Regions from separate parts of the Mus musculus genome. Here region 1 is linked to region 2. The links are chromatin contacts, found by Hi-C or POLR2A ChIA-PET in ENCODE. All regions are on one chromosome and are shown on one strand. Each heading gives the region's core, a stretch centred on a gene start or an enhancer-like site at or near the end of the contact. The rest is flanking DNA. Distances are from core to core; before and after follow the strand shown. Region 1 holds the start of Gal3st4 (galactose-3-O-sulfotransferase 4). Region 2 holds the start of A430033K04Rik (RIKEN cDNA A430033K04 gene).

Evidence for each region. Hi-C counts contacts between places; a loop is a spot of excess contacts on that map. ChIA-PET counts read pairs that join two places held with the same protein, here RNA polymerase II (POLR2A).
Region 1: a loop to region 2 is called in a map of T-helper 1 cell, with 2.3 times the contacts of the local background. The contact joins the promoter of Gal3st4 here to the promoter of A430033K04Rik in region 2. A Hi-C loop is called at or near these places in 2 of 37 maps with a recorded cell type or tissue (T-helper 1 cell and T-helper 17 cell). POLR2A ChIA-PET finds 5 or more read pairs at or near these places in 2 of 5 experiments (Patski and embryonic stem cell).

Annotation. Positions count from the first base shown.
Region 1 is chr5:138,268,258-138,274,372 of GRCm38, forward strand. Gal3st4 (galactose-3-O-sulfotransferase 4) reads right to left here and starts at 4,555. Exons shown (of 4, transcript NM_001347507.1): 1 at 4,475-4,555; 2 at 3,022-3,123; 3 at 2,511-2,814. The coding sequence starts at 4,482. It overlaps Gpc2 (glypican 2 (cerebroglycan)), which reads right to left. Exons shown (of 10, transcript NM_172412.2): 10 at 5,403-6,115. The coding sequence ends at 6,053. It also overlaps a transcript of Stag3 not described here.
Region 2 is chr5:138,621,265-138,627,394 of GRCm38, forward strand. It overlaps A430033K04Rik (RIKEN cDNA A430033K04 gene), which reads left to right and starts at 1,595. Exons shown (of 4, transcript NM_183025.2): 1 at 1,595-1,724. The coding sequence starts at 1,686.

The DNA of each region.
Region 1 (6,115 bases), core at 3,305-5,804, 350 kb before region 2:
AGTTTGGATCCCCATGACGCACTGAATAGGGTTGGATGGAGCATTGACTCTTTAATCACCCGTGGCGAGATGGGAGGTGGAGACTCTTGAGTCCCCAGAAGCTCACAGACCAGCTAGCCTGGAGTACACGGCCACCAACTGCAAAAAATGACCCCGTCTCAAATGAGGTGGAAGGAAGGTGAAAACCCACAGCAAGGTTGTCCTTGGACCTCTATCACGTACCACGGTACACACATGCCTGTATCCCAGGAAGGCACACAAACGGCCTACACATGGAAGATTTGTTTTTAGGTACCTTTCCTTCAACTGAATGCTTTTTTTTTTTTTTTTTTTTTTTTTTCCTTTTAAGTAGAAGTTAACTGTCTCTGGCATCCAAAATAACTTCCCAGTTCTACCATGTGTTACTTGCATGACTTTGGCGTTTCACTGATGCTATTAGAGCCTTCCTTTCTTATAGTGTAAGTCTGGATCAGTTTCTCTGGAAGAATGTAGAAGTGCCTGGAACATCGTAGGTAGTAGTCAGTGGTGATGACAAGCAGTTCATCTCAGCTGTTAGAGGAACTTAGTTCAGTGATCCTTGTCATCATCCCAAACTTGACAGTTGTCCCTTGGCATTGCAACAGTGGCCTCTTGCTGCCCCTAACATCCTCACAGTCCTCAGCTGTCTCCTGCTCTGACTTCAGCAAGGGTGTGCTGGGTATGGTGGCTCACACCTGTAATCCTGAGGAAAGAGGATAGCTGAGCGTTTAAGGAAGGCCCAGGGTACATAGCAAGAGCCTATTTCAAAATAAAGTGTTTTGGCAGTTGGCTATTCTTTTCATTGCAATTCTCTCCTGATACACACGTATATACTTTGTGATGGTTTGCTTTCTCTAAGCATGCACAATCTGAGCTGGGGATATAGGCCAGAAGTGCTTGTGTAAAATGCGTGGGAGAGCCCTGGGCTCCATCCCCAGTACTTCACAAAAAGCAAAGCAAAGAAAACTCACCAAGAATGTCTGATGTTTGCCGGGCATTCTGGTTCATACCTATGGTTCTAGCACTCTGAGAGACTGATACAGAAGTATTGCTATAAGTTCTAGGACATTCTAAGCTCATAATGGCAACTTTCTCAAAAAACAAAACAAAACAACAAAAAAAAGGTTTCCCCCTAAAGATTTTCCGAGCTGAAGAGAGTTAGCTCACTTTGTTGAGTGCTTAGCTAGCATGCACCAAGTGCTGGGTTCTGTCCCCTACACTGCATAAACTGATAATTATGGTGCATACCTGTACCCAGAACTCAGGAGACGAGGCAGGACTTCAAGATCATCCTCAGTTACCTAGTAGGTTTGAAGCTAGTCTGAGCTACATGAGCCACATACAGAAGGGGACACACACACACATGCACACACATGCACACACACATGCACACACACACATGCACACACACATGCACACACACACATGCACACACACATGCACACACACATGCACACACGCACACACACACGCACACGGAGGAGAAAGCTGCATGCATAGTAAGTCTTCACTTGTAACCCCCATCTGATAACTCCTTTGAGTTCCTTGCCCACCACAGCAATCTTTCTCTGTTCCTCTAAGTTCTCCTTACCCCTCATGATGCTAGGGTTATAGTGTGAGACGCCACACCCAGTGCTGGTGTGCTTAATTTTCTTTCAGACAAGCGTTTACTTGTTTAAGCTTGTGAGAGAATGTACTATCTCTCACATAAGAAAATTTTGTTGGGGGAAGTTCAGAGTTGGGGGGGTCTCTTTTTGTTGTTGTTTGTTTTTGAGAGAGAGGTCTGGCCATGCAGCTCAGCCTGGCCTTAAACTGTTTTGTTATTTTGAACTCGTGATCCTTCTGCCCTCCTGAGTCATGGGATTAAAAGTGTGTACCACCACACTTGGTTTATGTGGTGCTAAGAATTGAGCCCAGGGCTTTCTGCATGCTAGGCAAGAACTCTGTCAACTGTGCTACACCCCTAGTCTGACCTCCAGTTGCATCCTGTCTCAACTTCTCCAGTTGTGGAATTCTAAAAGTCCAACTATTCTTTATTTTGTTGAGAACTGAACACACACTGATGAGAAGTCTCAAACATGGTGCTTACACATAACTACAGCACTAGGAGAGATGGAGGCAGGGTCCTAGGGGCTCACTGGCCAGTCAGTCTAGCTGAATGAGCAAGTTCCAGGTTCAGTGAGAGACCCTGTCTCAAAAACTAAGATGTAGAGTGACTGAGAAACACATGTGGGATTGACCTCTGGCTTCCATAAGCACTTGTACCCTCCACACACAAATCCCAGTTAAGAGAAGACCCTGGCTCCCAACACCACACCTGCCCCAGAGAAAGGACATTTGTAGGAAGAGCAATAGGAGACCTCACCTTTATGCCCCAGGGTCCAACTTTTGAGTGAACCCCCAAACCATGGCATGGAACCCCTCTCTTCCAGATCTTGGCCACAGGCCTGAGGCATTCTCTTCCCTAGCCTGCCCTCGCTAGACCTCCTCACCTCTTTGAGGTTGAATCTCATGTGATGGCAGAGGATATGGAAAGGCTTCTGAGTATCCGCACTCTGGGGATGGTAGCCTTTGACCTTAGAAGCCTGGAAAAGCTTTGGGTAGCCAAACTGGTAGTGGGCAGGCAGGGCAAAACGTAGCCCCTGCTGGTCCCCATAGCGATGAAGGAGATTGAGCACAGAGCTGCTCCCAGATTTGTGTGTCTTCAAGAACACAAGTCGCTGTCGGGGTAGGCAAGACTTAACAGTTGATCCCAGTGAAGGGACCCAGGACTGTCGGAGCTGCAGTCCAGGTAGTCTGGAAAAAAAAGATAGGGAGGGAAATGTCCTGTCCCTTAGCATTGTGTGGAGCAGGTGGGTCCTTGTAATGAATAGACAGTAGGAACGCCCACCCCCACCCCTGAGGATTTACCCCCAAGAGTCACATTCCCAGGTAGGATCAAGGAAAAGTAGGTTGTGGGGGTGGGGTTTATAGTCAGAGAGGTAGGACAGGCTAGGGACTCACCTCCTCTGGAATGATCCCCCCAGGAACTGGAGGCCAAATCCAATGGTCATGAAGACTCCCAGAGCCACCCCCAGGCTCCGAGGCCTCCAGAGCCTCATGGTCCTGGCAGGAGACAGAGGGCCCATGTGTCACAAGGGAAGTGACATTAAATGGGGACAGAGCCAGGGCCAAGAGCCATGAGTGGCAGAGAGAGCTGGAGATGGCTGTACAGCCGTGGAAGGCACCTTTTGGAGATCAGGGGATCATTCCCCAGGCCTCCTTGCAGCCCTGGTTGAGTCTGCCCCCTGAGTTAGCAGAATTTTGCCTCTGTCAGCGTCTAGAAGGGAAATGAGGGGGAAGGAGAGGAGTCTAAGGAGCTTTTCTTCTTAGACCTGAGGCAGGGATGGGGAGTAGCCTGGTGTGTGTGTGTGTGTGTGTGTATACCTTCTTTATACTGGAACCTTGTAGATAACCTGGCATCTCTTCCTTTTGCTGCCAACCTTGTTTGTCCACTGCCACTTCCTGGCTCTTCAATTGTACTCACCCCCCTTTAAGCACTGGACATTTAACAGGGAAGGAGATAAAGCCAGGACCCAGATCTCAAATGAAACAGACAGTAAATGAGATTGAACCTGTTGGCTCATGATGATAACCTGGACTCACTGTCAAGCCTGGTCCTGGCTGCCTTCTGAGTCTCTCTGTCAATCACAAATAGGAATGAAGAGCCCCCCTTCTTCTGTAGCTAGTACAGGGAGAAACTTTAGGAAGGAATGGAGGACCAGATAGGAACAGGTTGGGTAACCCAGGAGGGACGGGGGCGGTGGACTTAGAGGAGTGCGTGGTGAGCCACTGTTCCTGCTGGCAAGGCTGCTACCTGCTCAGTACATGGAAGACCCTAAGGACTAAAAGGGGCTGATGGAGATGTGGGTCTACAGAGTCCCCATATACACCCCATCTCACTTCATAATCCTAGTTACCAGCACAGGCGGCAAGCAGAAAAGGAGGGGGGTTTTGATTAATTGATTCTTCTTTTCCGGCCTTAAGCTTCCTGATCAATTTGGAGTATAACTCCCTTTTTTCAGATCACACCCTATAATCAAAGATCAAGGTCCTCCCGACATTCTTAAACAGCCTCCTTTCCAGAACTAGCCAGGCTGACCCAAACGGAAAGAATCCAAGCTTGCTATCCAGAGGTCCGCCTCCTTCTGGCAGTATCCCTAGCTCCCTCCCTAACTCCCTCCCCGGAGCACAGCCCCTAGGATTCAGCCGAGAACTCACTCCTCTATCCGGGCTAAACTCGATATCCTACCATCCACCTCGAGCTCCTCATCCCAGCTCTCCCTCTGAAGTTTTGGTGAGTGCTGCATCTGTCTTCAGTCCTTTGTTAAGGGTCTTCTGTGAACCCCTCAAGTCTCCTTCCAGAAATTCAAAGGTCCCTCCACCGGTTCCAGCCTCAGCTTCTTTAGGCACTCACCAGGCCATAAGGAGAGCAGTCAGAAAAAACCAGGTCAGGCTCCCCAGCCACCGCCCGGCTCCTTGGATCAACTTGCCCCACAAACTTTTCTCAGCACCCAGACTCCTCCCCCTCTCCTCCCTTTGTCCCGCCGGTCCAAGCAGCCACTTGCTTGCTTGGGCATTGATCAGTCTCTCTGGGTCTCTTCCCCTCCCTGCCCCTTTACCAGTCCGCTGGGGAAAGATCGCCTAGACTGCCTTTGAAAGATGTCACTTCTACCCTCCTTTCAAGTAGGAATCAATTACATCTTTTTCTTTTGGCTTTCCACAAAACAAGAGATTTATTCAGGTGAAGAGACAGGGAGAGAGACAGAGAGGCTGCCAAGAAGAGCAGCTCTTGCCCTGAAGGCAGGAGCAGTGGTGTGTAATCTAAGGAGGCCTGGTGTTCTGCACATTTTACAGGGACTTCCTCATGTAATTTGTTTGATCTCCAAATTGTTTTTTAATATATTAAGATACTCAGACCTCAGGCTTGGGAAATACGGGGTTGTTCTTTAGAGCTGCTTGCTCCCAAGTGACAGACTCCAAGAGGCAAGAAGCAGGTAGAAATTGGGCCAGTTACAGATGCCCAGGGAAACATAGACTGGAGGAAAAGCACTTGTTGCACACGCGTGCGGACCCAAGTTCAGATCCCTTATAGCCATGTAAAGACACTGGGCTCGGTCACAAGCACATCTTCCCTGTGATTCCAGTGATATGGGAGGATAAAAGGATCACTGGAGCGTTCTGGCTGCCAGCCTAGCATCCGCTTTAGCCAGAATGCCAGTCTCTCCAGGGAATAAGGCAGAGAGATATAGCAAAACACGTCCTCCTCTGGTCTCTGGGAGTGTGTGCGGGCACGCAAACACACACACACACACACACATACACACACAGAGAGCCATACACGTGGTCCAATAAATTCTTTATTTACCAATAGACACTGATATGAACACTGAAATATGAAGTGGAAGTTTGTGATGGATGTGGATGGCAAAGGTCGCTAGATGGGTCCCTCCCCCCGCCCCATACTTAAGAAGCAGATGATTTTAAAAGAGGCAACAAAACTCAGGTTCTACCCTCCTTCCTGTTCTACTGTCAGCACCTAGCTTTATTAGTCCCTAACTCTCAATCCTCCTGCCTCAGCATCCCAAAGAATAATGGGTTTACAGGCAAGTGACATCACTCTCAGCTAGTTTATGTGTCCATTTTCAATACCAGGTACCCCCATGCCAATAGTACCATTCCTCCCCACTTTCAAGTTCCTTCAACCCCGTGTCCCACCCCCCACCCCATCAGTGAGCCCAAAGATTTAAAAGAGCTGAACCATCCTTCCTAAATAAATATCCCCAGTTCCCAAATGAAAAAATAAATATTATGAAACCCATCTACCTCCCACCCCATTAATTGGAAACTCCTGGATTTGGGGCCCCAGCCATTCACCCACAAAGTCCCTTTCTGCCCTCTCTGTAGCCCCCTTCCACTCCTCCTCATGCCTGGCTGAGGGAGGTGGAAGAAAAAGAGCCACTAAGCCTTTTGATGCTAGGGCGCCCCTCCCTCGTTATCGAAGTACAAGCAGGGTCAGGGCTGAGGGAAGGAGGAGGAGGACAAGTGGGGTATGGAG
Region 2 (6,130 bases), core at 345-2,844:
TGCATTAGGAAGGAGAAGCCAGGAAAAGATTCATGGTGGAAAAGATTATAATCAGGAACCCCAGGTGACTGCCTTGATGGCCCCTGATCAACTCCTGCTGCATGACTGTAAACACTACCAATTTCTCATTTTGTCACTTTGGTGCCTCTGTGTGTGTGTGTGTGTGTGTGTGTGTGTGTGTGTGTACATATATGTGTTTGTGTAAGTGTATGCAGACATGTACATGAAGGTGCCCCGAAGGCCAGAAGAGAGCATACGATCCCTTGGAACTGAAGTTACAGATGGTTTTGAGTCACCTGATATGAGTGCTGGATTTGAACTCTGGTCCTCAGGACAGAACTTTAAACGTTCTTAAGCCATTTCTCCAGCCTGTTAGCTCTCTTAGTCAGGTTCCTCCAGCTGTCCTTACTGAGTATTGTAAACTCTGCTGGTTCTGTCAATCAACGACATGCAATTTATCCTTTTACTTTTTTTCCTTGCTATATACTCAGTAAACACATTTATTCAAAACCCCAGATCATTCCCTGGACTACAGAGAAAAGCAGGTTACGAGGACTTGATACTGCTTACAAGTCACTTGACTAACAAAAGGTGCCGAATAGACACTGATCTCCATCTCCTCTTATTAGATGTTGCTGAGCTTACAAAAATATGTATAGAGCAGTCCCTTCTACTTCCTGAGACCAGGAAAGTCATAGCTCTCAAAAGGATTTTGTAGCTGTTCTGAGTGGAGGCAAGCTAGAATCTAAATACGTTTGAAGATCTTGTCCCAATAGCACATAAAAGTCATCAAGTTTTCACTGGTCAGATTATAAAGATATTTTAGGTGCAATGGGTCATTGCAATCAACATCACGTGTATTCATTTATTTCAAGTCAGGGTTTAGATATGCGTCCCAAGGTGCCATAAAACTCATCCTGTAGCCAAGCTGAACTTGAGATTGCGATTTCCCTGACTCTGTCTTTCAAGTGCTAAGGAGTACATACAGGCACGCGCCACCAAGGTTGACTTTGCCTGCAATTTTTAATCTGAATATAAGAAAACTTTTACAAGTCTCTTTCCATTTTGAAGGCAAAGCTAATGAGAGCAGATTTCAGAAATTTTGAGATGATTTTGAAAACGGACATCTTCCCATTTGTTTATTCGACTAAACACATGTACACATACTTAACTCATAATCACATATGACTTTATGTATAGAATTAAAAGCAAATGTGAGCTGTGGTCCAGAGAGGACTTTAGCAGGCTAAAAGCAACGCGTATGGACCTGAAGGCATAAGGTTTTAACAGAGGCTGAAGTCTTTGTGCATATACGCGACAGGACTCGTGGCTACCCCATAGCTGGAGAAGACCGAGGGTCAGGCCTCCTATAGAAGTCCAAACTTGGAGACGTGACAGGAGCCAGAGTCCCCAACAGCTGCAGCTAAGAACCTGTTAACCTGAGCTCCTTCAGCTGTGAGCTGGAGCCAACTACTGTCTTTCAGAGGACAGAGAACCTGAAGCTCTGTCCAATCAGAGGCCCTAGCCTCAAGACGTGCCCAATCAGACACACAAACGGAGGGTAGGGGCGGGCTTTGGCTGTCAACCAGCCTTTGTCTGGGACCCTCCATATTGGAATCACTGTATGCTGCTAGGGAAGCTGTTGCTCAGCTTCGGTGGCGCGGTGACGCTGTAAGTGCTGGGCGATGGTGAGAAGACGCCAGCGGCTCCCAGAAGTGGACATGGTGAGTGTACGTGTGGCGCCCGGAGGTGACAGTGCGGGAAGCGCTGTGGCAGAGCAGGGTCTGCGGTGAGGCCTCCTGGGCAGCTGATCTGGATCCCCTGGGCTGCGGGGTTGCTGGAGCCTGGGCGTCCTGTCCTTCTACCTGAGGGTTCTGGCGCCTTTTCTGAGCAGCTCTGCTCTGGCTGCCTGTTTGCTCCGGATCATGCGTGGCGAGGACTTGGTGGATCATCAGGGGAGAGTCTCTGAATGTGACGGTCATTCACTAAAGGAACTATGTTTTCTAGAATCCCCAGTCCCTTCGTTCTCTCCGTGGCCCACCTAGCCCGAACTTCACAAATGAATGGGAAACAGGGTCGCAAACCCAGAACCTAAGCCAGCTCCACTGCAGTCTACTACCTGTTCTTCCACATCCTCGCCCACACTCCCAACACGAAAATTTCCCCTTTCACCCATTTTGTATGGTCCTGGGCTTACTACAGGTACTCTGCAGAGCAGCTGCACTTTTGAAAGCCTCCCATTTATTCCAAATGATATATTTTCCTTATGGTAATCTCAAACCAATATTTTTTTCAAAAAAAAAAAGTTTTGTTTTCCTCCAGGTACGAGAAAAATTGATTTTTAAGTGTGTTTGTGTGTGTCTGTGTGTGTCTGTGTGTGTCTGAGTGCACCAAATGAGGGCAGTGCCAGAAAATGGCGTGTGATTGATTCCCCTGAAGTGAAGTTACAGCAGGCTGTGAGTTTCCCCATGTGGATGCTGGGAACCAAGCCCCGGGTCCCCTGGAAGAGCAGCAATTGCTCTTAACTGCTGAGCTGTCTCTCTAGTCCTGAGGATGTTTGTGTGTGAAGAGAGTAAAGTAGAGAAGAAACCCCTGAGTCCTTGTTTTAAAAAGACTGTGTCTTCTGTCCTACCCCCCCCCCCCCACTCTAGGCTAGGACAATTTATGAGAATACCTTTGTCTACTTCCCCCATAGGAACTGTGAGATGTCCTCATCCCCACCTCCATGTCTTTTCCAGGTAGTAGGTTTCTGAAGTGCCTGAACCGAAATGCTTATAATCGTCCCGTCTCGGGTCTCTTGGAGTATTTAGCAATACTGAGTAGACCTGAAATGTGGGGTGAACTGTGGAAGAGTGTGATGGAAGTGCCAAGGCCCTATAAGGCTGCCAAGAGGTCCAGTGCTGCTCGTTGTGTGTGTGTGTGTTTTCTACTACATAGTAATTAATTTCTAATTAACTAGTAATTCTATTTTTATCTGTTATACTGATATGTCTGTGTTGCTCTTAACAATACCATCCTTTGATCCATGTACATCCATCGATAGATGACTTTTGTAGCATTGGAACCCTTGGATATTTTATCACAGTATTTGAATTACAAACTGCATGCTAGTGTCGTGTAATGATAGCTGATCTTACTGATCTTATTCTAGGGCACTGGGTCCTCTCCTCATCTAAGAGGATTTTTGAGGTGTGGGGGTGCAGTCTCTCAGGGGAGCACCCAGATGCCCTGCTGCCAGAAGGAAAGTCCTGGTATACTGTCATCTAAAAGAAACTCTGTTGTTCCATTGTTTTGATAATATTTATTCTGTGCTGAAGCTACAGGAGGTCTGTTGTTTGGAATAACCAGTCCCTGGTGGGATTCAAGTGGCTACTGGGGGAGCATTCAAAGCCTTTTCAGGGTTCACACTGGTCTGTGACCTTTCATTTCTTCATTAATGCTGGGAGTTGAGCACCAACCAAGTGCTTTTGTGCCTGCCTAACACTTAGGGCTGGCTTACAGTTTCACAGGTCCATTATCATCATGGTGGAAAGCATGGAAGCATGCAGGCGGACTTGGTGCTAAAGGAGCTGAAAGTACTACATCTTAATCCATAGGTAGCAGAAAGGGACTACTTCCAACTGGGCAGAGTTTGCGCATAGGAGACCTCAAAGCCCGCCCCCAATAAAGCCTTACCTCCTCCAATAAGGCCAGCCGTCCTAATAGTGCCACTCCCTATGGCCAAGCATTCAAACACGTGCATCTTAATGGGCTAAACCTAACTAAGTTGGGTTTTGCTGGGATTCATAGCTATTTGCATAGGCCCAGTCTTTTCTGCTTCCAGCATTCAGAGGATTAGGATTAATTAATTAAAATGGGATACAGTAAAACTGAGACACTTGTTGCATATTAAAACTCGTTCCAGGAGAGACTGATGGACCTTGTTGTTGGGGTGAGCTGGAGGAGGGGAGGGAGCTTAGGAGGTGCTGAGCATCCATTCTGAATGCCAAAGCTTTACTCTTTTATTTATTTTTTCCTACTAACCAATAATGTTTTTATGAGATTGGATTAATATATGCCTTTTGTTGCTCTTAATACAAACTTCACATCCATATAAATCCATCAGCATATTTTATTTATATTAGGATAACTTGGACTTTGTTATTACAGTACTAGTGTTATATAATATGTTACTATCATGTTAGTAGCCAATCTTATTGCTCTTTCCTAGATTAATTTCATATATACTGTGGATACATACATGCACACACACACATATATTATGCATTTACACATGCATATATTGAATCTTACAGAAATTTTCCAGGGTTTCGTGCTTTTTTTCCTTCTAGTAAGAATTAAGCAAGTTGAAATTTTGATGCAATAATATTATTAATTAACTTAGGAGAAAATGATTCTATTTATAAGCTTTTCAACACAAGTGGTATATGAAGCTTAGTCTTTCTATGTGCCTCTGTGAGTTTTTATTTTCCCCGAAATTCTGCCTATTTCCTTTACAAATTTTGTGTCTAAGTGAAACATCCCTACATATAATATCGATGCAAAACTTAGCCCATGCTTCATTGTTTACCCACACATAAAAGCTCTTGGGTGTGATTGGCACCTAAATACATCATCATTTGTCATTTCCAGGTTACACCTTCTCTTGTCTCCGTCTCCCAGGATTTCAGCTCTTTCTGTGTTTCCTGTGTTATCAGGACATACATTAATACCCATGACAGAGAATAATTTGTCTCTGTCCAAGCCACTTCCTCCAAAAGAATAACTACATATACTCCATCTTGAATGTGTGTTCAGTTAGTCCATGTGTTCATTAACACTGCTTGTCTACCTTGTTATTTTGTTTTATGGGTCCTTTTTCTCATTTCTAAATGTGTTCTACATTTCTTATAGATACTGGGCGTGAATATGCTTACTGTATAAAACAGCTTTTCAAATCTCTTGCCTAATTTTCTTCCTAGGTCTCTATCTTTTCCTTCCCTATTAAAAGTGATGAGATATATATAAGATGATTGTTTTCTCCCATGGGGCCACGTCGTCTTCTTTACCCTTTGTTTTATTTCATGAATACAATGAATTCAGTGTAGTTGAAATTATGGATATGTTTTTCTTTTTAAAACACAGATTTGTGTACAATTAAAGAAAGCACTCCATCTCCTATAGCACCTTTTGAATGTCTTAGTGTGCTTTTAGATTTATATACTTAGTATCAATGGAAATGATTTCTCACGTGGTATGAGGAAAGCTTATGCAGATATTTGTAGCCATACTGTTCCTCTGCTCTTCCAGTTTTCATGGGAAAAGGAGTATTTCTCTATTGCTGTGCAGCCCAATTTCTATCACTTATGATCCAAAAGACGTGAATTTCCTGAAGGACTCTGTCTTCATAGACACAGTTCTATTAATCTTATTGCCAAGTTTATAAGCTGTAGCTTTATAATATATGGAAGCACGTGACACATCAAGATGTGATGTTAATGGTAGATTCATATATGACAATGGCTCTAACATATAACTGAGGTTTGTATGTTTACTCCATAATGTTAACAGAATGTCAGCATCATCTCTCATAGGGCATCTCCAGTATGATATGAGATATATTCAAATATATAATGCAAATGAACATTGAACTCTTCCATATTGAAGATACCTAGAATTGCTGACGTTCTCTGTAATATGGTCCTTTTCCATACCCTTAACTTTTTTCTTTACTTTTGGAGGTGGTTGTTGTTGTTGTTGTTGTTGTTGTTGTTGTTGTTTTTTGTTCTCCCTCCAGCCTATTTTGAAAAGTGCATTTATTTACTTATTTTTGTGTGTATGAGTGAATGAATGAGTGAGGCAAACAACTATATGGATTTCAAAAGAAAAATTTCAGGAGTCACTTTCTTCTTCCACTATGTGGGTCTTGGAGATCAAACTGAGGTCAAAAGCCCTTTGTCTCTACCAAAGAAGCCATCTATCTTGTCAGCCCCATCTTTTTTTTTTTAAGCAAATTTTTTCATTACTGAGATCGAAGATTAGGCAATGAATTCTTAGTCTCTTTGTTGTTTTACCAAATATTGTTTATCTCTAATGAAGATTGTGTGCTTCATTTTTAATACTAGGATTGGATGTATCTTCTCTCTTTTTA